Linked DNA regions of Homo sapiens: region 1 is linked to region 2. A link is a loop called in an ENCODE intact Hi-C map of the cell type or tissue named here. Cell type or tissue: heart left ventricle. All regions are shown on one strand. Each heading gives the region's core, and the rest is flanking DNA. Links, peaks and the distances in the headings are about the cores only.

What was found. Peaks named below come from ENCODE experiments on the same cell type or tissue, not always from the same donor. Only the 100,000 strongest peaks of a DNase experiment are listed, where the experiment ranks them.
Region 1: it touches region 2 in a loop (2.3-fold over the local background); 9 of 110 quality-filtered maps call a loop at or near these places.

What each region holds. Positions count from the first base shown.
Region 1 is chr20:46,359,475-46,368,535 of GRCh38, forward strand. SLC35H1 (solute carrier family 35 member H1) reads right to left here and starts at 4,951. Exons shown (of 10, transcript NM_015945.12): 1 at 4,897-4,951. ELMO2 (engulfment and cell motility 2) reads right to left here. Exons shown (of 22, transcript NM_133171.5): 22 at 6,576-8,086. The coding sequence ends at 7,886. It overlaps LOC124904917 (a long non-coding RNA gene), which reads left to right and starts at 5,065. Exons shown (of 3, transcript XR_007067614.1): 1 at 5,065-5,246. RefSeq lists a silencer at 4,672-5,091. In heart left ventricle, for the core only: no CTCF peak of the experiment used is centred there; DNase peaks (open chromatin) are centred at 4,597 and 4,967; H3K4me3 peaks cover 1,793 bases; H3K27ac peaks cover 1,485 bases.
Region 2 is chr20:46,018,460-46,028,009 of GRCh38, forward strand. It overlaps SLC12A5-AS1 (SLC12A5 and MMP9 antisense RNA 1), which reads right to left and starts at 3,614. Exons shown (of 3, transcript NR_147699.1): 1 at 3,065-3,614; 2 at 1,272-1,389. It also overlaps a transcript of SLC12A5 not described here. RefSeq lists silencers at 3,125-3,284, 3,305-3,664. In heart left ventricle, for the core only: a CTCF peak has its summit at 4,600 (motif pointing right); DNase peaks (open chromatin) are centred at 3,604 and 4,592; H3K4me3 peaks cover 631 bases; H3K27me3 peaks cover 7,746 bases.

The sequences.
Region 1 (9,061 bases), core at 1,062-9,061, 340 kb after region 2:
AGCAGGCATGCGATTTTCAGGGGACTGGTCTGGTCTTTAGGGGTTAAAAATGGAGAAGGAAACCAACACTCTAACGGCTGGAACACTGTAAGACCAGGCTGTAACCACTACTCCCTGGAAGCAGAGCCTGCCTTACGGTATTGCCAAATGAAACCACTCCCAGCCTCCCTGTCAATCCAGCCAACCCTGATGAGTGCCCGGAGCATGCCGGGTAGACCTGTCTGTGCCTGGAGGAGCCTCAGGTCCAGTGTTATGTGATGATACCTGCTGCTTCATCTGGGTGCCCCCCTCAACCACAGATCCTCCTTTGAGACATTCCCATCCTATTGAAACGCCACCTTCTTCTCGAAGCCTTCCTAGGCTTCACGATCAGACACATTCTCCATCTCCCACCCCAACATTTCTGAAGGGAGCAGTTACATTCCATTCTGCACTCTGGAACTCTTGTTACTATTTCCCCTCCCCGGGGCAAACAGGGAGCTGGCTGTGTCCAAATGAATCTCTGGGGCTACAGTTGTCTTCAGAGGAGCTTTGGAAACCTGTGGCGGTATTTTGGGGATATGCTCCTGGCGTTCAGTAAGCAGGGATAAAGAAGGGGCAGTCCACATAGCCAATTACTGCTCTGCATCCCGCACGACTTTGACATCCATATAGGTGAAAGATTAGCTTATAATTATCTGAACCTAGAATGTAACTCTGTTTACATGTAAACACAGTGCAGTGTTTCCATGGTTCTGCTGTGAACTAACACTTCCAAGAATAAGACGCCTATGTACAATGAAGGGAGACTGAAAATGGTCAAAATTGGTCTCAAAATGGCACCAAAAGTGTCCATTCTGGAAAAACCACATCATCTACAGCAATGGCACTAGTGGTTTTCGAGGTGCGACACAACACGGCTGTGTCAGTCTGTGTCTGTGGCCATCACACTCCTAGAGGGTCCACACAGAAGGGACAGCTTCACTGCAACTTCCAGCACTATTGTGCCCAGAAACTTACATATTGAAACATATTTTGTTTTACTATCAATTACTTTCCTTTTATGTTATAGGGCATGGTTATTTATATTTTATTTTATTTTTTTTTTGAGACGAAGTTTCGCTCCTGTTGCCCAGGCTGGAGTGCAATGGTATAATCTCGGCTCACCACAAGCTCCGCCTCCCAGGTTCAAGCGATTCTCCTGCCTCAGGCTCCCTAGTAGCTGGGACTGATTACAGGCATGCACCACCACACCCGGCTAATTTTTTATATTTTTAGTAGAGATGGGGTTTCTCCATGTTGGTCAGGCTGGTCTTGAACTCCCAACCTCAGGTGATCCGCCCGCCTTGCCTCCCAAAGTGCTGGGATTACAGGCGTGAGCCACCGCGCCCGGCTGCATTTGTTGATTTTTAAAAAATTATGTGTAGGCAGTTTTTATTAATCATATGTTTCATTTTAGGGTAATAAAAGGGACTGTTACAAAATATTTGTAATAAAAAAGAGGTGTCAGATCCAATGAGTTGAGACTCCTACCTGACCTAATGCATTCTCATTCCTTCAAATGCCTTCTGTAAGCTGATGTCTTCCCAATATATGCCCCGGCTCTGATTCATGTGAACTCCAGAAGAATATCCAATGCCTACCTAACCTCTTCTTCCCTTAGATATCTAATATCAGGCATCTCACTCACATCTAGAGTGTCTGAAACTGACTCGTGTTTTCCACACCCCCATTTCATCCAAGCCTGCTCCTCTTCCTACTTCCCATCCCAGCAAATGGCTCCACTACTCTCCTAGTTGCTCAGGCCAAAAGCCTTAGGCTCATCTGATTCCTCTCTTCCCCTTAGCCCACATTCAATCAATAAATACCGTCAGCTCTATCTTCAGAAATATCCCAAATATGAGCACATGTCCTGAACTCCACCACTACCATCTCAGCCACCATCCTCTCCCCAAATGACTGCAGGAGTCTCCTACACGGTTCTCTCTACTTCTCCTGCAACCACCACCATCAGGCTCCTCCAACAAAGAGGGCGCATGGGCCTCAAACATACGTCTACAGATCTCAAAACCCACACTGTTTCCTCTACGCCAGGGTTTCTCAACCTGGGCGTTACTGCTGTTTGGGGACAGATAATTCTTTGTGAGAAGACCCATCCTCTACATGGCAGGATGTTTAGCAACATCCCTGGCCCATACCCACCAGACACCTGTCACATCCTTCCCCCCATCCCAAGTTGTGATACCCAAGAAATGTCTCTAGACACTGCCATATGTCACCTGAGGATCAAACCTGCTCCCTGTTGAGAACCACTGCTGACCCTGTCCTGTGACAGGCACTCACAGGACATGCTGGCACTAACAGAGCTTTCTTCTGAGCACTCTTCCCTCATGGCTCCTCCTGTGGCTTCCAAGCCAGGGAAGTCTGTTCACTCTTCTGTTAACCAACTTCTTGCAGCTCCTGCTTTTGCTGCATTTCCTGCTGCAGCACTGCAACACCGCAACACCCTCCCTCCACTGTTCAAATGCTGACCTTCCTTCACAGACCTGGCCCAGTTCCCCTGCCTCCAATAAGTCCCTATGGCTACCCCGCCTACAAGAAGCACTGTCTCAAATTTAACTTATTTTCTTATTGGGATTCAGAAGGTCACCTATGCCCAAACACAAAGCCAAATCTCAGCTAGAAGGGTCCCTGGAGATCATCTAGGCACTTAATGAGCATTTATCAAGCACTCCTGTAGGCCCACCACTGGAGACACAGACGTGAAACTGAAAAGGTCCCCACCCTTATTTTATAAGGGAAACAAGATTTAAAGGAGTAAACAACTCTTTTTGAAATCTCATTTGCTCAGGAAGGAAAGTCCATATTCTGCCCCACTTTCCACAGAGAGCAGCTTAGCTGGGGGCAGCAGTCACATCAAGGTAAGGCTGGCTGGTGCATCACTGGCACACCTGCTTCCCTCCATCTTCCTAACTGTAACTTGGGCAGCATGGTTTAGTGCTTAAGAGTGTGGGCTTTGGAGTTAGACACTGAGAATCAAATCCTGGTGTCCCTACTCACTACTGTGTGACCCTAAGTTACTTGACCTCTGGACTCAGTTTCTCCAACTGTAAAGTGGCATCAGGTACAGCATTAAATGCTGGCTCATGGTAGAGGCTTACTCCCCTCCTGGTCCCCTTAACAGTGAAACTTCCCCAGAGGACCCCGCACTGCCAGTCCAACTCCTTCACCCCCTGCTCTCACTTCAGCCCATCTCCACTGCTCCAATGAGTCACCACACCCTCCTCCCTGCTGCCCCTTCGAAGGCTTAGTCTCTATTCTTTTTGTTGTTGTTGTTGTTTTGAGATGGAGTTTCAAGGCTGGAGTGCAATGGCGTGATCTCGGCTCACCGCAAACTCCGCCTCACGGGTTCAAGTGATTCTCCCGCCTCAGGCTCCCGAGGAGCTGGGAATACAGGCATGTGCCACCATGCCCGGCTAATTTTGTATTTTTAGTGGAGACAGGGTTTCTCCATGTTGGTCAGGCTGGTCTCGAACTCCCGGCCTCAGGTGATCTGCCCGCCTTGGCCTCCCAAAGTTCTGGGATTACAGGCGTGAGCCACCGTGCCGGGCCGGCTTAGTCTCTATTCTTACCTTACACAATGGATCACTTCCTCCTCCTAGAAAAAACCTTCTCTTGGGTGCCACGATACCACATTCTCCTGGTTTTTCTTCTGCTTTTCTGGACTCCTTATTGGTCTTTTTTGCTGGCACCTTCTTGTCAACTCAATCTATAAAAATTGGGTGCCTAAAGCTTGGAACCTGGCTTCTCTTCTCTCTTAAATCTTACCCTACATAATCTCATCCTACCCAATCCACTTGCCAATGATTTCTAAATTCTTTACATCAGCCCTGACCTTTTCTGTATCAGACTCATATATCTAACTGCCTATTTGGTAGCTGCACTCCAAATATCTAAAACTTAAGATGCCCTAAGAAGATTTCGTAATTATTTCTCACGCTCCCAATCTATCCCAAAGTCATTTAGTAAATGCCAGCATAATACACTTGGTTACTTAAGCCAAAACCAAAAATCTATGATGAAGTCATCTTTGACCACTTATTTCTGTCATTTCTCAAATCCTGCCCTGTCAGTTCCACTTTCAATACACTTCTTGACCCCTCTACTTCTCTTCCTCTCCATTCCCACTACCACAGTCTAAGCCACAATTATCTTTCACCTGCTGACTGCCACTGGTCTAACTGGTCTCCCTGTTTCCTCTTTCGCCCCTAAGGCCTGGAATCTATAAAGCAGCCAGAGAGATGGCACACGAAACAGATCATGCCCTAAGGCTAAGCCCAGCTCCTCAGCCTGGTCCACAAGGAAGGCCTCTGTAACCTCATTCTTCTGCCACTGGTCCCAGCACCCGCCACAGCGGCCCCCTGCCACGTGTCAAACACATCAAACCTGTGTTTTTCTTTACTTGCTGCTCTTCCTGCCTTCAGCTCCCTTCCGCAGACCTCCGCTTGGCTGAATACTTTCTCCAATGCCCCACCCCTCCCAATCCTCGTGGCACTCCCACCTCTGACGTTTCCTTGTTTGCTCACGTGTTTACTGCCCGCCCCAATCCCACCGCGGGAAGCAGCCCCTCAGAGGGCAGGGCCGTGTCCGATTCCGGCCCGGGTCCCGCACCCAGGACGTCGCAGGTGCTCAGGAAATACCAGATGAGCCGGCGTCCGGCAGGTGCCTTGCAGGAGGGCGCTTGGAGACCCCTGCCCCCTCCACAGACGGCGAAACTGAGGCCCGGGGAGGGGCAGGGGCGTGGCGTGCCCCATGTCAACCCGCGCAGATCCCGGGTGGGGAGCCCGCTTCCCTTCTCCAGCCCCGGCCCCCCAGCCTCTGGGAGTGCGCCGGGAGGCCGGCCGCACACCCACTCACCTCGGCCCTGGGAGCTCCAGGCCGGAATCTCCCCACCGGAAGTGCGAGGCCGGATGCCGCCGCCGAACCGCGGCACGGGCGGTAACTTCCGCCGGAAGCTACCCAGGGGCTGGGCGGAGCCGGGGCGAAAAGGCGGGGCGGGGCAGCACGGGGGCGGGGCGTCTGTTGTGGTCGGGTTCTGAGGTGGTCTGGTCTTTCTGAGGTACAGCGTAGTTTTGTCCTCCGCGAAGTCCCTCAGGCTCAGAGCACAGCCGTGTAATTGTCTGCGTCTCTCCCGCGCTCAATCAGGGGCTTGCTTTGGAACCCCGGTGCCTGCTAGTGTTCTGCATACAGTGAGCATCCAAAAAATGGTAACTTGTTTACTTTTACTGAACAAATTGTTTTTCTTATGTCCAGTCTAATGCTGGGCAACCATGGAATGAACCACGAAGATAAGTATCTCATGGGCTTTTTCTTCTGGGAGCTCAGGCCAGCTGGGGCCATTACAACTTAAAACTTGGGCGATCCAGAAGTAATACGAAACATTTGTGAAATATTTTCTGTATGAAACTTTCTAAGAATTATCTCAACTTCAATAGGTTGAGTAGGGAGAGAGCATCCCAGATAGAGGAAATGGGAGAATCCTAAAGGAGGGTGAGAAAGCTCCAGCCGTGCCTGGGGCTCACAGGTTGTTTGTAACTGTGGTGGTTAAAGTAGCCAAGAGGCAGGTTGCAGTGGCCCCAAAATGCCAGCCTAGGGAGTTCAGATTTTCTTCATCTTGCGGGATGGATTAAAAGGGCAGCATTTGCAGTCAAGAACATTAGGCCAGGGCAAGCTAGGGTTGCACATTCAGACCCAGTTTTGTGCCTTTCGCCCTCCTCTAGCCTCCTCCTGGGCTCTCTGGCAGTAAGACCAGCTGCAAACATGGATCCTTACAAGTGACTCAGCTGGGATCCCTGGCCCCTCTGAACAGAAGGCTCAAGGCCAGAGTGTAAGCAGTGTTTTATGCAAACTGCGGCTGTCACCGCCGCCAGCTGGCATCATGCAGGCATTAGTTCATTCAGTGCTTACCAAGCACCTACAATGGTACCCATCACTGCCCAAGGTCTTGGCTTTATTCAGTCCTCAGGCTTGTATTGCATGCACTTTCTATGCCTTTTGAAAGAGCCTGTCCTCACACCCTTCTCTCTCAGAGGCAAGAGATCTATTTTCATCACCACCCTCATTTAAGTCTCCCAGCTACCAAGGCCAAGGTTTGGAGCAACAGCCTAAAACACCAGCTGGAAGGCTGGGCACTATGCACAGGCAACACACAGGGTAAAGAGCGTGTCTTCTTTGTAAGGCACAAGTACTCGAGCTGTTCCCTGGCTGTGTCCCTGGCAGGGAGAAGAGGGAGGATGTGTTCATGGGGGTGTACAGTATGCCTTACCTTGCTGTACCCAGCAGGGTTGAGCAGAAAACGCTTCGTCCCAGTGCAGCAATCTGTGAACACTCTTAACCAGCAGGTGTGTGTCTGTGTGTGTGTATGTGTGGGAGGAGCGAATGATGAGGAGGAAGGGACTCTTGGAAGGTGACTAAGGGCTCCAGCTGGAGCTCTCCAGAGTCTCCCAGATACATGGAGATCAAGTCTTGTCAAGGTGAAATCTTCACCATTGGGCAGGGGGCAAGTACAGACAAACAGCTGTTAACAGGAACCACAGTTTGTACATGAAAGAGTATTTATTGAAAACATGGTTACTGACAGGAAGCTCCTGGCTGCTCTCTGGTTACAATCTTGGCTCACAACTGGAAGTGTTACATACTTTTTACTTCCCCTCAATTTTATTTTTCCCCAAGGTTCCATCCTAAGATAGGTAGATCTTATATAAATATATATACACGTCTGTATAAGTATGGCCTATAGTAATGAAAATATATAGTACACTCTTCATTGGGTAGTACCTACCATGCCAGGCCACCAATACTGAATGCCAATGTGCTAACGTATGTCCAGGGAGAGAGGCTGTGTGTGTGGTTTACAAGTGCTGCAGCACCAGGGAAGCCCCACTGGCACAGGTGTGGCCTCAGCCGGCCTCAGCCAGCTCCCTGAAATCATGGCCAATGGCAGAAACCATAGCACTAGGAAGGGAAGGCCAACTTCCTGGGGTCTGGAAGGCCAAAGGAAAGCAAACTGGAGGGGGCTGCAATTCAGGTTAGGGGAGATTTCTCTCTGAGGAAGGAAAAGGTATTAATGTGGGGGAAGAGCAGTAGAATCTAGTGACCTCACCACAGTCTAGGCCCAGGCCTCAGCTGGGTTTTCCCTGCAGCGTTCCTGGAGACTTAAGAGGGCAGGACTTGGCCAGGAGGTCTTTGACTTGCTGGGATGAGACTGAGCGCTTGCAGGGAGAAATTTCCGTCTGCTCTGATATCTGTATGGGCCAGAGAGATCTGGTGGCTCTAAAGACCAGAGATGTTAGAGCCAACCTCAGAAGCAGCAACGTCTTGGCACCATATGAAGCTGGAGTGAGCCCTCATCAAAAAAGACAAAAGCAAAAGCCTCAGGCTTGTACTCAGATCTAAGATACAGGTAGTCACTTCAAGGCTCTCAACACGCCCAACACACCTGTCCTCTGCAGGCAGCCTTTCCTGGGCCAGCTGTTGCTCACGTGGGGATCCAGCTGATCAGAGAGCAGGCTCAGGAGGAAAAGGTGAGTGGCTGTTGTTAAATCCATTTCAAGAAGCAGTTTCTTGGACTGGAAGGCAAGGGCATCTGCTGTTTGTTCCTCGTGGCCCAATCCCAGGCTTCATGGTGATGGAGTGGGCAGAGCACCCTGCCTTCATGACTCTTAGTAGACAGGGACCAAGAGGAAACTCTGGGTGGTCCGAGGTGGGTTTGAGAAATGGCTGGCATTTACTGGCCACCAAAATCACTACAGATTCTGTACAAGCAAAAGACAAGGCACCAGAATGTAAGTGTTTCTCCTGGGCCCAAAATCCCTTCTCCTGGGTACCGTCGTTTCTGGCTCCAGGCTCAGCCATAGTGATAGACAAAGTCATAGCTGCTGGGCTCCTTGGGGATGGGGGGTGGGGCTTCGGGAATCTGGATGTTCTCCAGGTCCAGGAGCCGCAGCTTCATCTCCATGCTCAGCAGGGTGTCCAGGTCACTCTTGGTCAGCTCACTGGACATGTCCTTCCCCAGAAGGGCACTGAGGCCATCAATCCAGATGCAGTACTGTGGGGAGCAAGTTGCAAAATGTCACATCGTGACCCCTGGTCAGCAGGAGATCCTGCCAAGGTCTCTTTTCTGATGGGGCTCACAACAGTTCCTTTTGGAACTAATCAGTATAGGCAAAACTGATTTGGAATGATAGCAAAGATAAATTAGGAGGTGATCCTTCACTTTCTCAAGAGATCTGGTTTTTATAAGGGGTTTTATATTACAACTCCTTACAATAATATGAAGGAGAACCTAAAAATGCAATAAACGAATACAGCAAAATGAGATCTGAGTACTGGGGCATCATCTACCTGAAGTTACCCAAAATCAGAAGCGAGAGAAGGGAAATATGTATTAGGTGAAAAGAAGCAAGACACAAACAGAAGTCACTGTGGGATCTCAATTTTGTGCCCCGCCCCCCCGAAAACAAAATTAAAAATAATCCAGTCAATACATATTAAAGAGTAAATACTAAAGAAATGGAACTGGTGGGTCTCATGCTAAGAGGGGGTGACCAGGAAGCCTTCTGATCCCACCGCTCCCTGACTCTTCCTGCTTCCTCTGCTGCCATTTTCCTTTTTCCACACCGTTGCTCACCTGGTTCCCCACTTGCTTGTTCTTCATTTCCTCTCAACCAAATTCCACTAGCGGCAGCTCAGGCCCTGCCCAAGTGTCTCCTCTGCCAGAAGTCCCACCTCTAGTTCCCAGTGATGGCTCTCAGAGCTCACCAGGCACATAGGGTCTCAAATGCAATCACTCATTTAATATCTAGTATCTTCCAGTGCTGCAGATGGAACTACAGGGCCCTTGTCAGAAGGACCAGTTCCATCTGGCTTCAAAGTCCACACTGGATCCATTACAACATGTGACCAGGAGCCCCTAGGAGGAAGGATCTGTCAAGTTCTCTTGGGTAGCTGACCACAGAGAAACTGAAAAGGGGAGAATTTTCCCAGTCCCAGGTAAATGACTCATTCCTAGTTGACCTTATCT
Region 2 (9,550 bases), core at 1,551-9,550:
ATTCTCTCCTCAGCCATTTCCAGCCTGGCTCCCACCCCACTACACCACCAAAGTCACCCTCTTCAAAGCCATTTATGACCTTCTTGTAGCCAGATGTGACAGGAGCTCCTCTCTGCTCATCCCACACCAACTCTCCCCACATTGACACAGTGGATCCTGCCCTTCTTCCTGAAACTCTCGGCCTCTGGAACCTTACTTCTGGGTCTCCTCCTACCTCACTGGGTGGATTTTCCTCTTCTGGTGACAGAGGCACCCTTGTGCTCAATCGTGGGAATCCTCTGCTCTGTGTATACTCATTCCCTGTGATGTCTGGTAGCCCACAGCCTTAAATAGCATCTCTCTGCTAAAGACCGTGAAATTTATGTTTCCTACCATAACCTCCTCTCCCCTGCCCCGAGCTCCAGACTCATGTTCAACTGCCTACTCTACATGGCTCCTTAGCTGGCAAACAGACCTCTCAACCTAACGGGTCCAAACTGACTCCTGGGTTTCACCTTCCAAACGTGCTCCTCTGTTGTTACCACTTTAATAAGAGACAGCATCATCCACCCTCAATCAAACTGAACACCTAATCAGTCCTAAAATCTAGGAATCAGTTATTTAAACTTCTTTTCTAGTACTGGGTTTCTCAGCCTCTACACTATTGACATTTTGGGCTGGATACTTTGTTGTGGGGGATTGTCTTACACTGTACATCTACACTGTACCTTCTAGCATGTTTGGTGTCTTCCTCTAGGAGGTGACAGGATCCACGGCCAGATGCCAGGCCCATTCAGGGTCAGCCCTCTCTGCTAAGGAAGGCCCCAGTGTGGGGATGGGGTGCAGCAGGGTAATGTTGAACTGTGACTCATGGCCAGGCAGCCCTGGTACAAACCTAGAGGGCCCAAGAGGCCTTTAGCCCCTAGATGCTGGTACTAGCCCCTGCTCCAGTTGTGATAACCAAAAATGTCTCTGAATATTGCCAAACATTCCCTGGTGGTCAACATTGCTCCCAGTTGAGAACCATTGCCATAATATAATAAATATACAAATGTATCTATCATAAGTGTACATTTGAAGACATTTTCACAAATGGAACACAAGTGTGTAACCAGCACCAGGTCAAGAAACAAGAGGCTGGGCATGGTGGCTCATGCCTATAATCCCAGCACTTTGGAAGGCCAAGGCAGGTGGATCATCTGAGATCAGGAGTTCAAAACCAGCCTGGCCAACATGGTGAATAACTCTCTCCACTAAAAATACAAAAATTAGCTGGGCACGGTCGTGGGTACCTTGTAATCCCAGCTACTTGGGAGGCTGAGGTAGGAGAATTTCTTGAACTGGGAGGTGGAGGTTGCAGTGAGCCAAGATCATGACACTGTACTCTGGCCTGGGCGACAGAGTGAGATTCTGTCTCAAGAGACAAAAAAAAAAAAAAAAAAAAAGAAAGAAACAAAACATTATCAGCACCCTAGAAGCCTGCTTGCAATCACTACCTCTTCTCCCCAAGGGGTACCACTATCATTACTTTTTTTTTTTTCTGTCACCCAGGCTGGAGTGCAGTCGCATGATCTCTGCTCACTGCAACCTCCGCCTCCCAGGTTCAAGCAATTCTCTGCCTCAGTCTCCCAAATACCTAGGATTACAGGCACCCACCACTACACATGGTTAATTTTTGTATTTTTAGTAGAGATGGGGTTTCACCATCTTGGCCAGGCTGGTCTTGAACTCGTGACCTCATGATCCACCAGCCTTGGCCTCCCAAAGTGCTGGGATTACAGGTGTGAGCCACCGCGCCCAGTGCCACTATCATTACTTCTAACAGCTTAGATAGACTTTGACTATTTTTTACTGTATTTAAATAGTGTTATAGGGTATGTATTCTTTTGTGTCTGGACTCTTTTTTATCAAGGTTCTATTTGTGAGATTCATCCATATTGTTCTGAGAATTGTAGATGGTATTCCATTGTGTGAAGGTACTACGACTTATTTCTCTATTTTACTGTTGACAAGCATTTGGTAGATTCCAATTTGGGGCTATTATGAACAATGCCCCTATGAACATTCATGGTAAATGTCTTTTGGTGATCACAAGTAGTCATTTCTTTCGGGTATATACCTAGGAGAAAAACTGCTGGGTTGAAGGATATGTGTACGTTCACCTTCAGTAGATGTTTCCAAATAGTTTCCCAAAGTAGTTTTTGCCTAACTACACTCCCACCAGCAGTGTGTGAATTGCCAGGATTTCTCCTTGACTTCACTCTTATGGTCACGTGTCACATCCGATCCATCAGTGGGTCCTGATGGTTTCACTTTCAAAACCTAACTGGAATCAGACAACTGCCACCACTCTAGTCTGGCTGTCATCACCCCCCAGCTTGGGGTCTGCAGGAGCCTCCTAATTAGATTTCCAGCTTCTACTCTTGCCATTCTTTAGTTGAACCTTCGCCCAGCAGCCAGAATGATCCTGTTAAATTATAAATTGGATCACATCATTCCCCTGCTCAAAAAATCCAGGATCCTCCCCAAAGCCTTCAGAAGACCACATGATCTGCCCTTCTCTCCTCCCTCATCTCCAGTCACTCTCTTCTCCACTCACTCTCTTCCAGACACAATGGCCTTGCTGTTTCTTGGACAGTCGGGACTCCTTCTCACTCCAAGGCTCTGCATTTGCTGTTTCTTCTTCTAGAGAACTCTTCCCCCTAGATCTTTGCATAGCTGGCCCTTCTCATCAGTGAGGTCTCAGCTCAAATACCACATCTTCTAGGAGGCCTTCTCAGGCCACCCCTAAAGTAGTCCTCCCTCTTACCCATTATCCCATGGCCCTAGTTTTAAACATACATCCAATCTCAAATGATCTCATCTATGCATTTGCTCACTTATAATCTTTTTCTCCTTATTAGAATTTAAGCCACTTGAGGGCAAGAAGCCAGTGGATCTCATCCACCGACGTATCCCTCGCACCATTGACCGAAACACAGGAGCGCTATCGACATGTGCCGAATGAATGAATGAATGAATGAATGAGCCCCAGGTGTTTAGGAGACCCTAACAGAGGTGCCCCCGTTGTAGGGACGACTCTCACCTGCAGATGGCCTCCTCAGGCCCTTCGGGTGGCACTGGGGAGCCCAGGGCCTCCCAGCGAAGTGGCCAGATTCAGGAACCCTTCGCACAGCGGGCACTAGGACCCTGCGCGGCGCCGCGTCTCGCGGGGGGCGGGCGGGCGGAGGGGGTTGGGGGATCCGCTCTTTCTCCCTCCTAGAGCCTGGTTGCAGCCACTTGTGCGATCCCGGACCTTGCCGCGGCCGCCTGGCTCCTTTCCGCGCCATGAGCCGCAGGTTCACGGTCACCTCGCTGCCCCCCGCAGGGCCCGCCAGAAGCCCTGACCCAGAGTCCCGCCGGCATTCGGTCGCAGACCCCCGCCACCTCCCGGGGGAAGACGTCAAAGGTAGAGGCCGCAGGGGGCGGGGCCTGCCAGGGCCGGGCGGGACGAGGGGGAGGGGCCGGGGCGGACCGTCTGTTGAAGGGGGCAGGGCCAAGACCGGGGGCGGGGAGGGGTCCCAGCCCTAGGCCTGAGAGGGGAATGGAGCCAGGACTAGGAAACCAAGGGGCCGGGGCCGCGGAACGCAAAGTGTGGAGGGGGAGGGGCCAAACGCGAGGTGGGCGTGGCCACGAGGGAAAGGGGTGGGGCCAGGGAAGGGGTTTGGACGGAGGCGAAGGGGGCGGGTCTGGTGATGGAAAGGCCGGGGTCAAGGTGGAGAGTAGGCCGTAGGGCACTAAAGGGGCGGGGACATCTCGAGTAGGGAGCGGGACCAGAGTGAGGAGGTGGAACTAGGGAAAAAGGGGGCTGTGTGTTGAAGGGGGATGGTCAGGAGCCCCTAAAGGGGAGGCGGCGGGACTAGGTTGGTTTGGGGTCAGGAAAGGGCGGGACTAGTAGGGAATGAGTTGGGCCAGGAGGATGGGAGTGGGGCCTGGGAGGGGGGTGGGGTCGAGGGCGGGAGGAAAACTGAGTCAGGGTTGCCGAGGCAGGTGCCAGGTCAGCGGGTCCTCGGTGCCTGGCGGATCCTCCAATCCTCTAGCTCCCTGGAGGCTTAGCGGACAGCGACTGGGGATCCCGGGAAGGAGACGGGAGGCAGGGAAGTTAGTATGGATCCTGGGCAGCGAGATTCAGGGAGGATGCCGTAGGGTCGCTGATCCCGACTCTTGGGGACCCACTTAGCTCCTTGTCTGCTCGAGCTCCGTAAGGGTTGGGAGGAGCCAGCTCAGGCGGGGTTGGGGGCGTCTTCCTCGCGGGCCCTGTGCAGGGTCTTGTAATGGAAGTTACACGCAGGGCACAGAGTATAGGGGAGGGGAAAGATCCTTCTGGCCTTCGGTGGAGAAGTAGCATCCTGGGCGCGTGCACAGTCTCCCCTCAGGGGGCACTCATCAGGGGTCCTCTCCCTGGCTCTGAGGCCCTCGGGTCTGGAAGGAACAAGGCGAATCGGCTTGTAGTGGCCCCAGCGAGGGGAGGAGGAGGAGGAGGAGGAGGAGGAGGAGGAAGAGGAGGAGGAGGAAGAGGAGGAGGAAGAGGAGGAGGAGGAGAAGGAGGAGGAGAAGCCTCCCCAGACCGCCAGGGGTCGCTGCCGAGCCGCAGGTGAGCTCGCCCCGAAGCAAACCCAAGCGCCGAAACCCCTAGAGTAACCCTTAGGGGGTTATCTGGCGGACCTCCTCATTGTACAGATGACCAAATTGAGGCCTGGAATTCCGAATGGCCCCAGTCCCGGGAACCGAACGCCTCCTGGTTGTGGCCACTTGGATTTCTTGGGCTCCTTCCACTCTTCATCTTTCTCATAATCTCTTTTCTCATTTTCATGAATGACCTTACCAGCCTCCCAGATTTGAAAGTAAGAAATTCTGGAGCCATTCTCAACCCTTCCTTTTTTCTTTCCAGCAAATCCAACTGATCCCCACGTCTTGGCCATTCACCTCTGAAACTTATCCTGAATCTGGCAGCATCGGTCCCCCCTCTGTCATCATCGCCCTGCTCCAAGCCTCACATGGCCACGACCACATCCTCTCCACTGGCCTCCCTGCCTCCAGTCCTTCCCTAGCCCTCCTCCACAGAAGCCCCCCATCACTTGCAAAATAAAGGCCAAAGCCTTAAGTCTGTCATTCTCTTTCCTCATTTGCTTCTGGTGTTCTTGTCCACATTCATTCTCCCACCTCCATCAGCCAGGAAAACTCCTATTCGTTCTGTAAGTTATAGCTCATTTAACCTTTTCCAAAAACCTTTTCAGTTTCCTCTTCGGCCCACCCACTGCACCCTTAGTGCACATGTCCCGGTGGATGGCAGTCGTTTTCTTTACTTATGGGTATCCTCCATTGGAACATCTCAAGGACAGGGACCATCTCCTTTATCTTTGTGTTCTGAGTTCCAGACCCAGAGCCTGGCACTTAGTAGGTGTGTAATGCTCATAAGATGAGAGGAGGGTGGCTGTGGGATCCTGCTTCTCTACCCTTGCCTTCTCTTCTCTCGCTCCTCATCCCCTGGCTTAGGAATAAGACGGCCCTCTCTCATGTCCCAAGGTGATTGCTGTTTTCCCATTCACACTCTCAGATGCCGGTACTCACACTACTTCGCTGGGGTCGAAGTGAAACACAGCCCCCAAGCTTTGGGTGTGCAGGTGTGTATGAGCCTGGAATGCTGTGTGCTGTGGCAGAGGCTGTGTGTGTGTGTGTGTGTGTGTGTGTGTCTTGTGGGAGGAGCATCCCCCATTAGTTTTGATGACCTGTGGGGTGGTCAGTGACTCACTCAGTGCTTCTGTGTGTCACTATATTGCCAGCACGTTGAAGGGTGTGCTGATGTGTACATTTCTGTGTCTATCTGAGGGGTGGGTACCTGTGTGCAGGAGTGTATTGGAAGTTCCATCTGGACAATGATTTGGGTGACTTTTAACCTTTTAAGCCTGAAGCAGTCTCAAGCACCTCCTCTCTGGCAGATCACTGTATGGGGAAGTAGACAAGGGCTACTTAGGGGAACCCAGCATCTGCTGGTATCTTTCCCATAGCTGTTCTTGTGTCAGCCCTCTAGCCCCTGATAGATTCTCTTTCCACCTCTTGTCTTCACCCAAAGGGAGGGATAGCAGCATGTCTAAGACTGGGAAAGGTTGGGGGAGATGGTGTGGGTGTGTATTATCTTTTACTCTGGGCCAAATGAGTGGGGTTTGCCACTTGGGGGGCTTTCTGCTGCCAGAGGATGAGCCATAGGTGAGAACATGACTTACAGGGAGTTAAAGAAGCAAGGCAAGGCCAAGCCTCAAATCTGCCACTAACCCTGGATTGCGGGCCACACACCTCACTTGCTTCACCTGTGTCATGGGAGATTGATGGTGACTTGGATGAACAGAAGTAGACCTGGTGACAGTTGTTACAACTCTGAGATGCTCCCCTATTCCTTTATCTGATCCTCTACTATGCCTCCATTTCTCAGGGGGGAGTCAGGGCCCTGAAAAGAGCCCTGGGCCTGGTAGGACTAACAGGAGTTGGGATGTGTCCCCATGGAGGGAGAGGGAGCTAACTTATGCTGGGAGGATGGAGCAAGACCACAATGTAGCCCATCTGTGTTCTAGCTCAGGCTCTGTGGTGTGACCTTGGGCACACTTCTTCCCCTCTCTGGGCCTTAATATACCCATCTGTAGTATAAAGGAGTTGAACAGGAAGCTATCTAAGGGTCCTTCTAACCATAAAAATGCTAAGATTTTGTGATGATTTGGAAGGATGAAGCTGTCTGCCTTCTCTAGACACAAACCTCATGTTTCAGTCTCTCCATCTGTAAATTGGGAAGAATAATGCTGTTATTGGTATATATGTTGGATCTGGAGATTTCCAGTCTGTCTAAGGAGATCTCCAGTCATCTCATCCCCAAGCCAGAACTCAGAACCTCACTGCCCGGTACCTCAGCCCAAGGTGAGCCCTAGGAATCTCCATGGCAACAAACTGGTTATGAACGGGGCTGCAGTTGCCATGGTGACAGGCTGCTCTCTCTTTCTCTCTCATCCCCCTCCTCTCCCCTCCCCTTTTCTCAATGAACCAGAGCGATCTTTAGGCCTCAGTTCTCCAGGTGGGGTGGGGATCGGGGGGTGAGTGCAGTGAGAAAGGGGTCCGGATTGGGAAAGAGGGAAGATGGACTGAGTCTGCAGAGGAATGAGGGGCTGTTGGGGTGCTGTTGCTATGGTGATGGGGCTGCAGCCTGTTAATTAAACCCCCGGTTGCCACGGAGACAGTGGTGGTTGACGTGCTCCGCAGTGAGCCCTGTGTGTGTGGGGCGTGCTTTGCGCTGGACTCATCAATTCACTGCTACAGTTTTGGGTCCGAGGATGGGGCATGCGGGTGGGGAAGAAGAAGAGTGAAGGAGGGCATTCAGGACCCTGGGCCCATAAGGCCACAGCCAGCGGTGGGTGGGTTAGGTTGTGGGGGTAATGCAGTGGAGATGCGGAGGGAGAGGGATTGAGCCATAAGGAGGAATGCTATGCCTGCCTCCTGTGAAAAGAGGACCCAGTCCGGTGGCTCTAGCTTCCTCCAACCAGCCCCTTGTCCTGGTTCAGTGGATGGAGTCCCGGACAGGAGGTCAAGGGGCTGGGTTCTAGTCCCTAGTCTGTTACAAGTTCACCCCATGAAGAAAATATGAACCTTTCCATTTTCAGACTCCAATTTCACAATAAGTGGAGAGTGGAAAATAATTTATAATATCTCTTCCAGTTCCCAAATCCTGACACTCAGGAGGCAGCTTCTCTGAGCTTTTTTCTCTCTGAGACATATGGTGGGAGGGGGTATGAGTTTGAGAGACTCAGAGTTTAGAAATAGGACCCTCCCTAGCCCTGCATCTTGTGCTGCTTTAGTGAGAGGGTTTCTCTGGCCCCAGATCTCCCCAGGGTTCTTGGTGGGGAGGGGATGCTGTACTGGCAGCCAGGTTCCTGGGGCTCTGAGCTGTGGGTCACTTTTTACTGGCCAGTGCCAGGCTGGCAGTGTGGTGGGTGCCTGCCATGTGTTTTCTCTGAACCTCACCACAGAGAGTTGGCTGGAGGCCAGAATAGGGCACAGTCTTCCTGAGAGGTGAGGGGTGTCAGTGGAGGGGCTGGGGTCCCCCCTTGGGACTGTCTGCTCACTTGGTCGGGGCTCCTTAGGAAGGGATATGTGGCTTTGGTCTGAGATTAATAGAGCACTAAGAGTTTTCAGAGCAGGAAGAAGTGCCATGGATTATACGACCTAACTCATTTTTACAGACGGGATACTGAGGCCCACAGAGAGGAACCTGATTTTGCCCAGAGATACACAGAGAATTTGGGGGCAGAGGATATGACAGAACCACTATCTCCTGAATCTCAGATGGCTCTTGAGATGGGAACTCTAGTGAAGGTGGACAGATGGGTTCCCCAGGGAAAGAGGAATCACTCCTGCCTTCACCCGTACTCCCTAGAATCTAGGTTTCCCCATGCATGGGCTTAGTCTCTGAGTGGCCAAAGCTGGACCACAAATGAAGGAAAATAACCCCAGGGGAACATGCCAGACCTAGGATTACTGAAAAACCTTAGCATCTCCTTCATTCTACAGCACTTCTCTGACAAACATGCTACACGTGTTTTACTGTTATGCATCTCTGCAGAGTAGTAGAACACAGTGCTGCTGCTGCTGCTAGTGCTGTGTGTGTGTAGAGTGGAGTGGCATGCTTAAAAATTTTTGAACACTGGCTTCTTTTAACCTCTGTCACCAATTCAAACTCATCTCACCCTTTTGGTGGTTTTTTTCTCTGGGAGAGCCAAGAATACCAGTGCCCACAACTTGTCTGAATAGCTAACTCTCCACCCTGAAAGGTCCTTTGGGTATCCAAAAAACCAAGTGGCAGCGATACTTGATTGGTAGGTCCCTCAGAGGCACTTTTGAGTCAGCTGCTGAAAACTCCACGGTTGACCCAATCTGAAGCCACTGACAAATTGTATTAATACAAGTAAAGCTGAGCCCTGGATCCTGTCCATGGTCCTGAAAAAAGTCCTGTCCTATACCCCGGTCTCCAGGGATATGAATGGCTCTTTAGGATTTTTGCAGGTTTTCTGGAGGCTTCCCCTTCAGTTGCAAGCCAAGAGTCCATTCTAGCCCTGCACCTCTGAAGCCTGAGCACAAGAAAAGGAATAAAGCACATCTCAGATGTAGTGCCTGTTTGTTTGTTTGTTTGTTTGTTTGTTTTTCAGGAGCTAATAATCAGAGGCTGCTGAGGGGCATGGATATGACTGCATCCTTGTCTCTTCTATGGAGGCAAGACGACTTTTATAAGTTCTATCAATGAAGAGAGTCCTAAACTGGAGTAAAGCAAACTGGATGCTAGACCAAATTCTGCCATCCACTGGCATTATGTCCACAGGCAGTCATTTTCCCTCTATGGGCCTTAGTTTTTTCATCTGTGAAATGAAAGCTGTGTGTAAGATACAATGACTGATCTTTTCCCAACCGAAGAACTTTTCTGGAACTTAGAGAGCCAGGGAGAGAGCTAGTACCAGTGTGAAGATTGTTTACCCCGATCTGCTCCCACCCTCAGATG